Regions from separate parts of the Homo sapiens genome. Here region 1 is linked to region 2. A link is a loop called in an ENCODE intact Hi-C map of the cell type or tissue named here. Cell type or tissue: HepG2. All regions are shown on one strand. Each heading gives the region's core, and the rest is flanking DNA. Links, peaks and the distances in the headings are about the cores only. Region 1 has its middle 310 kb from the start of GPAT3. Region 2 has its middle 240 kb from the start of GPAT3.

Region 1 (5,385 bases), core at 119-5,118, 79 kb before region 2:
GCTATAGAAAAAAACATTCAATGATATTTGTTAAAGCATAGTAGGGCAGACTTTATCAGGACCCTGGCAATAGATATAGGGACCGTGGCAATGGGATTTTGCAGTGGCGAAGAGAGATTGGATTCAACTTCAAATACAGCATGGACAAATGGTAATTTATGACCAAGAAGCAGGGTGGGGCTTAGTGGACAGAAAATTACTAAGAGAAAACATCAGGCGTGAGGTATGTTCTGGCTAAACTGACCTAATAGGATTCTTGCTGAAGAAAGACCAGGGCAATCAGATGTCACCCGGGAGATGATGGAGGTTGAAGAACCCAATAAGATAGCAAGGGGATCCGATATTGAAGATGGAGGATTCTCACTAAACTGACTTAGCAGCGTTCTTTGCTAAAGCTGGATTTTACAAGAAAGTGCACAGATGGGCCTAGGAGAAGTTTCAAGAAGCTAACTAAAGTTTGGTCAAACAAAAAAATCTTTGTAAAGTCAACCAAGTAAACAGAGAGAAAGAATATTCCAGGCAAACCCATAGGGTGAAGGCCTAGAGGGGAGATTCTGGGCCAGAGGCTGCAAATCAAAATCCCTGCAGAAAGAGCCAGACAGCATAAATGAATGAAAACCAGAGACAACCCCATTTTTAAAGGGTCATCAAGTCTATTGTGGGTACACCACTGAACTCCAGTCAACAGAAAGCCAGGAGGTGTGTAGTGGGGGGGATGGGGGGTGGATGAGAAAAATCACGGACCAGTGAGGTCAGGTGATCACCCCCAGTCCCAGTTCAGAGTACTTTCCCCTTTCCTATCTTGCTTTTGGAAGTGTAGACCTTTCCTAAAGAAGAGGAGTCGGAGCAGCCAAAACTATGTTCAAGGCATTAGAAAATCACCAGGACTGGGTGAATAACCATGACCATGACAATTAGCCAGGCACAGATCTATACCTGTACTCATGCAATCTGGGGCCTTACTACTATGCATATTTTTCATTTAAAAAAAATACAATTGGAGAGAGAAGCATAAGCACAGAGTGGCAATTCCTAGAGCTGTAAATCTTCAGTATATTCTAAGTTAAATTGATTGTCCTCCTGGAGCTACTTAAACATAATCACATAGCAAAATGATGAGAGGGCTCAGTCTTCAGTTTTCTTTTGTTTTGTTTGCCTGACTGTAGCCAGACTGTTGCTGATTCACATTAGAGACATGAGGAAAAAACCCTAACTTCCTTTCTCCCCTATTTTCACCGTAGGGCAGACAGAGGAGGAGAAGACAAGAAGGTGAAGTTTTAGGAAAATAGAATACTTGAGAAACCTTGAAATTAATATGGTGTTTGGCCTTTTGGCAATAAATAAATTAGGCTAAACAGCTTTGAGTTACCCTTTTTCCAAGGCTCAGTAGGGGTTAACATCAAGGAAGCTGGAGAACTTGGCAGAATGGGAAGTGCCCAGCACTGTGTTTAAGATTTCAGTCGGGGAGATCTGAGGGGTTTCTGCAAAATCCATGACAGCCTCCGGTGCCCTGAGAGACGCCAGGATATCCATGAAGACTTGGAGTGCCCACTTTACAATTAGAGCCCTAGAAGAAAATACTCCACTCTTTCTATCTTGAAACACATCTCTTCGTGTTATTTTATTCTATTCTAGGGCCTGAGAAGAAGCCTGGCTGCTAATTCACAGCTCCAGCCCTTTGAAGTGCCATTGATATTCCAAACTAGGGGAGCCTCCCGCATCATAATGGAATCTTCAACCCGCCCCGGGCTATACTACAAATAAACTTGTTCCAGCGAAATCTGCAAGCAGGCCCTGAGCACCAACGCCAGCCGACCTCTGAGAAAGCAGCTTGGGCAGCATAAGCTTTGCAAAGGAAAATAAAATCCTCAGCATGGAGTCTCAAACAAGAAAAATAGTGAGATATTTAAACCTGACCATTTCTTTTTAAAGACTTGGGTGTTCTTCAGAAAGGGAATTTCCCTCCCACCCCAGAAGGGTCCAAAGTGTTACTCATATTATTTACAGAGCTTTGAAGTGTGCCTCCAAAGTTTGAGTTCAGCTCTGAAGAATGTGAAGGTCAAATCATTTTCCCTTTCTGATGAAGGAAGGCTGTGAATTTAATACCACAATTTATTCAAAACAAGGAAATACACTGAGGCACTCTCCACTATTAATGCACAACAGTAGACGGTTGGAACCATCTCATACTCCAAAGAGTTTATATGGTTTGGCCAACAGTGGTGATACATTTAATGAGCCTCTGGTTAATCCATTCCTACCAGACTCAGCACCTGTAAAATGCAAGACACTTTGCTTCTAATAATAGGAATTGAGTTAATTTATTTAAACAATGTTAGAGTCATCATTTTCTAAAAGTAAAATAATTAAACATACATTCCTATAGTATGTGTATATTTTATAAAAACTGGAGGTTAAATAGCACATCTGGGGCATCTGGCTTTTCCTGGTAACCCTCCAGGTGACCTCTCTTTTTAAAAGTGGCCTTTTGAGCTTTATTATCTTAACAAGAACCCCCATTTATATAGCTGCTTTCTTTATGGAGCCTGAAGTGCTTTGTTGACCTTGGAATGCCCTTCATGCTTAGGAGGATGTTCTCCCTGGCCCACAGAGCTGACGAGACATTTAGAGGCCAGGAACCAAAAGGCTTGGCTGCAGGCAGTCAGTGGTGAATGTACGTCCAGAACTGTTCTCTCAGCTGGAATGATGCATAATATTTTAGTCTACGGGACCCAGCAGTGTGCTGTCACTACACACTTGAAGAGGCTACAAGGAGTCCAACGTTCTGAGTCAAGTCTGTGCTCTGTCACTTACTGGCTGGTAACCATAAGCACATAGCTCAAATTCCTGTAACCTCCTCTTCCCCACCTGTAAAATGGGATTAATAATTGTCAGGCCTCTGAGCCCAAGCCAAGCCATCGCATCCCCTGTGACTTGCACGTATAGGCCCAGATGGCCTGAAGTAACTGAAGAATCACAAAAGAAGTGAATATGCCCTGCCCCACCTTAACTGATGACATTCCACCACAAAAGAAGTGTAAATGGCCAGTCCTTGCCTTAACTGATGACATTACCTTGTGAAAGTCCTTTTCCTGGCTCATCCTGGCTCAAAAAGCTCCCCCACTGAGCACCTTGCGACCCCCACTCCTGCCCACTGAGCACCTTGCGACCCCCACTCCTACCCACCAGAGAACAAATCCCCTTTGACTGTAATTTTCCTTTACCTACCCAAATCCTATAAAACGGCCCCACCCTTATCTCCCTTCGCTGACTCTCTTTTCAGACTCAGCCCGCCTGCACCCAGGTGAAATAAACAGCCATGTTGCTCACACAAAGCCTGTTTGGTGGTCTCTTCACACGGACGCGCATGAAAATAATACCTACCTCATACATCTGTCATGTAACACTTTAGTGTTCTTCTATATTTGCATAGCTGTATCCTTCCATTAGTTTGTATAGAGCTGACTTAGTATTTTTGGTTGAATAAATGTTGAATGACCTGGCATTGTGTTCATAGCTTTACTTATTGTATTTAATTCTTACTATAACCACCTGGGCTAGGTACAATTATTAGAAGACATGACAAGGTGATAGTTAAAACAGTTAAGAAACTTGCCTGAGTTCATGAACTAGTTGCAATTGGGATTCAAATTAAGGAGGGCGGGTGTAGTGTCTCACACTTGTAATCTCAGCACTTCGGGAGGCTGAGGTGGGTGGATCACCTGAGGCTGGGAGTTCGAGACCAGCCTGGCCAACATGGTGAAGCCCCATCTCTACGAAAAATTAACCAGGCATGGTGGCAGGCAACTGTAATCCCAGCTACTCGGGAGGCTGAGGCAGGAGAATTCCTTAAACCCAGGAGGCAGAGGTTGCAGTGAGCCGAGATGGCGCCATTGCACTCCAGCCTGGGCAACAAGAGTTAAAGTCCGTCTCAAAATAAAAAAACAAACAAATAAGTAAAGTGCTCTGCCTGTAAAGCCTGTGGTCTTGACCAGGATATCATCTTATTCTTGGCCATCTTAGATCTTGACATATACAGTAGGCATATAAATAAATGATAGTGATGTAATATACTAAGAAGACTTGATAAATTGCACCTTATGGTGATCTTGTGTTTTTCTGGCCATTTTCAATGAACCTGGTCCACTTCGGGAAGCCTGTACAGGACCACATAAAAAGTCCACAACTCTCTCAGTGTGAAAGGCCTTCAGGTATTTCTCCCTGGCTGGTGTGTCCCCTCCTCCTCACTCTCATCTTGCCTGGTTTTGTGACTACTCCTTCTGTGCTGTTATTCCTTGCCTTTGGCTTTGCACCTATCTGGTGACCTGGTTTTGAACGTGTTCTTTCTACAGGAGGTCAAATACACCAGTGGTCTGGAATACGGGTGCCTCCAGTAATATACAAGGACTTTCCAAAAGATATGTCAAGGGAGGTTTTAAGTAAGTCAACTTCCAGATCCTCAACTTTTATGTATAGTTTTTCCTAAAACTAACGTTACCTGAGAGAAATCTCATTGAAAAGGAACAAACTCTTATTTCTCACTTTCTCTTTTATTTCTCCCTTCTTACAAAAAAAAAAAAAATACGTGTTTCTTTTCTAATCTTACCAAAAGTGCATGGCCCAAGGGCATAAAGACCTCAAGGATGCCAAACAGAACTGGAAACCATTTGTGCCTGTCACTAAATTTCCAATACTTCTCTCTCAGCCACATTGAAGAAAGATTTAATTGAATTGACAGTTAATGGATCATTAAAAGTAATTTTTTATTATTAGGTTGGGTATACATCAGGATTTTAGACGATTGAGAAATCTTGCTATAACAAAACTTTTTTCCTTCTCATCTTATTTACTAAAGAAAATTTTAGTGTTTTTATTTATGAAAATTAAAACTAGGAATAGAAATTATACTGAACCCTTGTCTCATTCTAGCAATACGGGGGTATCCACAATTCAATTGAAATAAAATTTAATTGAACTAAAAAAATATATATAGTCCCAGCCATCTTATAGGAGATGCAGTTTCAATAAAAATTTGTCTTTTTAAATTATTTATCAAAATACATAATATGTTTATGTTATTTTGACCAATTGGTACTATTAATAGTCATAAAAATAATTCAGTCAGTATTTTAAAATTTATAGCTTGATGGCTAGAAGAAAAAATTTAATTAAAATATCACTGTATATACATATTTTGTAGCAGAGAATCATGATATAATGGTCCATAACACCTTCATGCATAAAATGTATTACATAAAGATAAAATTCACTGGGGAAAGTGGTATGGAAAATGACTTCAAAAGAAAAATAAATAAATGATGTAAACGTTCAGTCTGTTAAAGGAGAGTTTGTTTGTGTATCTTTAAATAGGTGATGGTTGATATC
Region 2 (5,385 bases), core at 295-5,294:
CTAGTGGATCTTCTGAGAACTTTACTTCCTTATAACAGGAAGATGCACAGGAGGAAAGCTTCCTCACTGCCACTTCTCCCTTCTTGTTTTGGATTCAGACACGATACCTGAAGCTATGATAACCTTCTTGTGACCAGGAGACAACAAGCAGAAGGCCAAAAATACCCAAGAATGGCAGAGCAGAAGGATGGAAGGAGCTGGGCTTCATTATAACATTGGAGAGTAGCCAGACCAACAACTCCAGCAACCAAATAACTCTGTCTTCTTTTTAAGTGTGTTATTAAATGACTGCATCACAAAAATCAGTGTCAGGTTTTCTGTTATCTGTTACATGCAGCCAAAAGCATTCCTAAGTGAGACAAATGCCAACGTGAAACTCTAGAAATACATGGCTCCTACTGTAGTTGAATTGTGAGTTGCTCATTTCCTTCTGTCTGCTGGACAGTGGCTGTCAGGATTTCTGTTTTCAGAGCCTCCTCTCCATTTGTACCTTCAAATACAGTGGAGTGACAAGGGGAAAGGCAGGCCAAAAGCAGGAAATATTCACATGGGTCCCAAAGGAACTGAAATTAAAAATTTCAAGTACTGGAGATTTCTGCCAGTATAAAATACGTGGGGACCCACACCACCCCAGAGACTCACACATGAGACCCAGAGTAAGTTTTAAGACTACTTCATTTTTTTTCTCACTTTGCAAAAAGTGATTCTCTCAACTCTCTATCCTAATTGTGTTTCTCACCTTTCTTAACCTAATACAAAACTAAATCCAGCCTGTTTTCTTGCCTTCTGGCCCTGAAGCAAGTGCACAGGTATTTTGAAGTTTACTGAGAAATATATCCTGCAGATACTGCAAGGAAGCAGATGGGGGAAAATGTTTCTCATTTAGTATAAAATAGTACAACCTCTCTGGAAAGCAATTAAGCAATATGTATCAAATTTCTTACAAATATAAATATTATATGGCTAGAAACCTTATCAAGGTTGTCACTCAGAATGCTGTGCACCCTTTTAAAATGTTCAATAAACTTTGTAAAAATGTTAGTAATGTAAAACATTCAATAACATAAAAAAAACTTCTTTGCAGCAATCATATTAACAAAAAGTTGGAAACAAAGTTCTAATAATACATGTCCAGTAGTAATCATATTCAAGGCAGCACAGGATGTTCACTCTCTTACTATGAGGCCAACTCTAAGATGGCTCCCAACGATGCCTGGCATTCACCTGCTTGGGTAATTGCCTCCCTTTGAGTGTGGGCTGGATTTAGTAAATAGATTATGACAGAGGTGATGGGCTGTCACTTCCCAGATTAGGTTACAAAAAGTCTTTGCCTTCTGTCTCGGGTGCTCTTTCTCACTGTCTCTCACTGGTTCATTTACTCTGAGAGAAGCCAGCTGCCATGCTGTGAGCTGTCCTGTGGAGAGGCTCAAATGGCAAAGAAGCGAAGTCTCCAACCAATGACAAGTGAGGGCCAGAGGCCTGCCAACAGCCATGAGGATGAGCTCATATGGATCTTCCTGAAGTAGAGCCTTGATAAGACTGCAGCCCTGGTGGATACCTCAAGATTCTAGGGCCAAGATCCTGAGCCAGAGGCACCCAGCTAAGCCCATCCAGGTTCCTGAACCACAGAAACTATGAGATAACAAGTGCTTGTCCTTGTAAGTCACTACATTTTATAATGATTAGTTACACAGCAATAGATAACAATTACACTTGTCATGTATAATAGGGGGACATTTGAAGCAACTTAAATGTCCAGCAGTGGACAAATACTTAAATTACAGTGCATCAGTTCAATGAATATAAGGCAGCCATTAAAAATCATGTTTTGAAGATTTTTTGATGACAAAGAAATGATAATCACACAAATGAGGAAAAAGTTGAAGTACCTGATATCAATATTACCTTAATACCAGGAAATGTTTTCTTCTTTCCTTTTTTAATATTTTTGAAATCTTCTAAAACTAGATGTGTTATAATAAGAGAAAGTATCTTCCTTCATTTTCGTTACTTACACTTTTCCAAAAAAAGATGAAGATCTTTATAGAGAGAAATGGTGAACTTCTGTAAGCATCAGAAAAAAATAGGAGCTGGGACTGATGGTGTGGGTGAGGAACATGAGAGCCCTTTGGGGAAATAAGATGGAATTGTGGCTGACGACCCTACTACCAAGTCCACCTCTCAATCTGTGGGAATCTGTTGTGAGGAAGGAAATGGAAGAAGAAATCACTACCTAATTTCTTCTTCTTCTCTGTTTCTTAATCTCACTACCCCCAGGCTGTACCTTGCACACTGGAGTTGGATCACAGAGGGATAGAGAGCAAGGGTCTAAATGTAAATGGGATCAGCCACAAATTCTCAGATAAAATAGGTAGAGAGGAAAGCCAAGGGATATCAAAGGGCTCCCCAAGTGATTCTAATGCACAGCCAAGGTTGAGAACCACTACCTTAGCCACCCATCGCTTGCTCTTATGTGGCTATAATGAAAGGCTGAGACAAGAACATAGGTCTTTCGGGATAATCCGCCCATGTATACTGCTGATCCTGCAAGTAAACAGAGGGGGGAAAAATTCTTCCCTCTTATTGTAAAATGGTATGACCTTTCTAGAAACCAATTAGGCCACATGGATCAAAATCCTTAAAAATATTAATATCATGCTGTTAAAAATCTGGCTGGGCTTTGGTCTAATGGTGCTCTCACCTCAGTGAACTGAGTGATATGGCATATCCTCTAAATTTAAAAAAAAAAAAAGAAAAAGGCTGAATTTGTAAAATTTCCTAGCTTCATCCCAAAACACAATGCCACCTGATGTCACTTTTTAGCATTGTGCTTTTCTTCTGCCTCATTCAAAATCCTGATACATGTTGAGAGACTTAGGCCCTTTTTTTGTTTCTCTCATTATTTTCCTTTGGTTTGTTTTGCTGTGTTCCCTTAGCAGTATTTTAACCTTGACTAGACGGCTGCTAAGGGGCTGCCTGGAGTGACACCCAGTGGTGATAATGAGGCCTGACGGCAGCTCCTGGCTTCCCAAGGGCAGCTAACTCAAACAGCCTTTCCCATGAATGTCTCCCTCAAAATTCTCTTTCAGAACTTTTTTCCACATTTCCTATAAGTGATGTTTTTATTCCCCAAAGGTACCCATTTTTAGGAATCTAAGCCATTTTTTCTGTTAAAGGATGTTTATTAAGTAGCTGTTGATCAATCATCTATTCTATAGAAGCTTCTAGAAAAAAACTATTGTTAGCAAATGGTCAAGAGTGTTCTTTAAATAAAATAACAGGGTGGGAAGCTTCTTTGACATGAAACAGCCTTATCAAATGCCTTCTATGCTGATACCCTGTCAACGGAAACCAGTCATTGCAGAAGCTCCTTTACTTAGAAACTTTTACAGAGAGGAGCGTAACTACACGCCAAGGTGAACAATGTGCCAGCTGTTCCCACCACCAACAGCAGTGGCGACAGTCACTTGGTACTTCTGAACATCTTTAGGAACCTAACCTATTAATAAACAAATGAATTAACAGGATCCTAGAGAAAGAGTTCAAGCAAACCATGACAAAAAGCAAGTAGTCAAAGTTTCTATCTCTCAAAGTCCCCGGTAGTATTTTACAAAGGTCTTTCCCTCATTTCCAAACGTCCTTCCAGTGATCTTCACTGGCCCCCTCCTTACATGTGAAATCCACATTCAGCTTTCCAAATACTATCTCCATAGTGCCTCAACACATTCTGTTTTTTCTGGCCGGTGAGATAAATAAGTAATTTCAAATTGACCAAAAGAATTTAAGTCATTGAGTATTGTCAGAAATCAGGAGGTAGAGTTGTCATAAATGAGAAAGCCCATGATCTTGAGGGGTAAATATGTGTAGCTTTCTGTAAGGCAAAATCATTTTAAAAAACAGAAATGATATTATTTGAAACTCCTGTATTAAGACCATTCCAACATGGAGTTGTGAGATCAAGTTTTGCCAGTCACTTGGTTATATACTTTAGCCATTTTTGTAATGCCACAAGGTCAGATCAAGGCTTAATGTTGTCTTTTCTAATTAGAGTTCTTAATATAAATGGAGTAGGAACACCCCTCCAGCCCCACGAAAAGAATCAGTAGAGAAATCAGCTTGCTATTGCCAGAACACAACATTAATTAAGACTAAACACCCACCTGAGAACAGAACACCCCCGGAAGTCAGCACACTCAAAGGGTGAGTGGCAGAAGCACTGGAGTCACCGTTGGATTTGAATCCCCATCCACCACCTACTAGGCAGCTGATCTTGAACTAGATATTTAATCCTCCCAATCCTCAACTCACATCCACAAAATGTGGATAATATTAGTTCCCACCTGATCCCATCTGGTTGTTGGGAGGACTAAGTGAGGTAATGTATGTAAACTGCCTAGTAATGCACTTCACGTGTAGTAACTGCTACTAATGTTAGCCACTAGAATTAAAAGAAAATCTAAGCTACTTAAATCTTTAAAGAAATGGATATGGAGCAAATGTCAACATTTTCCACTTAAGAATAACATTTTTTTCTAGGTTTGGGGAAATCTCCCTCTAATTTTATAGCAGAATGAGAATGAGGGAAAAAACTGCATATGATCACAAAACAAAATAAATTATTTTCTCTCCAACTTAAAGAAAGAGCTACAGCCAGAAATGTGGTAGTTTTGACCTCCTCCTGAAAATATGTTCTATGGAGCAAGCTGTAAGATGTGTATCCGAACAGAGAATGTCCCACTCATCAATGTCTACATCAGGACCTCTTATCAATGAGAACCGAAAGTCACAAGATTCCATTAGCCCGGAGCTATCAAGGTATTGATGAGGCTGTGGGAAGACTTGTCCTTTATTGTAAGCTGCCTAGACACGCTTTCCTGATGGGGAAAGGGGCCTGTGGTGTCCTCTGCATGCTTAAGTATCTTTAGAAATACACAGAAGGGGGAAGGATACCATTAAAGCAGTTTTATCTTAGCCAAGGACTGCATCACATGTCTGAGATCAATATGACTCACAAGACATATAGGTGGTTGATAGAGAGTAAGTTATCTTTAGTAAATTAAGGTAAGAGGTGATGTGATTGGGGGTGGGGAGGAGGCACACTCTCTTTTGAAAGATTAAGCTAGAAACTTCCGCACGTAATTTGACACATCTCGGGAAAAAAAAAAAAATGTTTCCTGCAACCGAATCTAAAATAGGTTCCATTCCCTAGAGTTTCATTTGTGGTGTAGCCCAGCTGAATAGATGAGGGCTGCCACCTCTAAGTCTAATCTTAAAGACATTTTTTAAAAAACAAACTATCTCCTAATAGATACTTATAAGCTGTACATCACTGGCTTCAAATGCCAACACGTTGGTTATTACTCTAGCATCATTTTCCAAAGTATA

Evidence for each region. Peaks named below come from ENCODE experiments on the same cell type or tissue, not always from the same donor. Only the 100,000 strongest peaks of a DNase experiment are listed, where the experiment ranks them.
Region 1: a loop joins it to region 2, with 2.5 times the contacts of the local background. A loop is called at or near these places in 17 of 110 quality-filtered maps.

What each region holds. Positions count from the first base shown.
Region 1 is chr4:83,848,006-83,853,390 of GRCh38, reverse strand. No RefSeq gene overlaps it. Among named protein-coding and RNA genes, the nearest start is that of GPAT3, 310 kb to the right of the region's middle. RefSeq lists enhancers at 2,316-2,927, 2,928-3,539. In HepG2, for the core only: no CTCF peak of the experiment used is centred there; a DNase peak (open chromatin) is centred at 2,010; H3K4me3 peaks cover 1,063 bases.
Region 2 is chr4:83,768,909-83,774,293 of GRCh38, reverse strand. No RefSeq gene overlaps it. Among named protein-coding and RNA genes, the nearest start is that of GPAT3, 240 kb to the right of the region's middle. In HepG2, for the core only: a CTCF peak has its summit at 2,985 (motif pointing left); no DNase peak of the experiment used is centred there.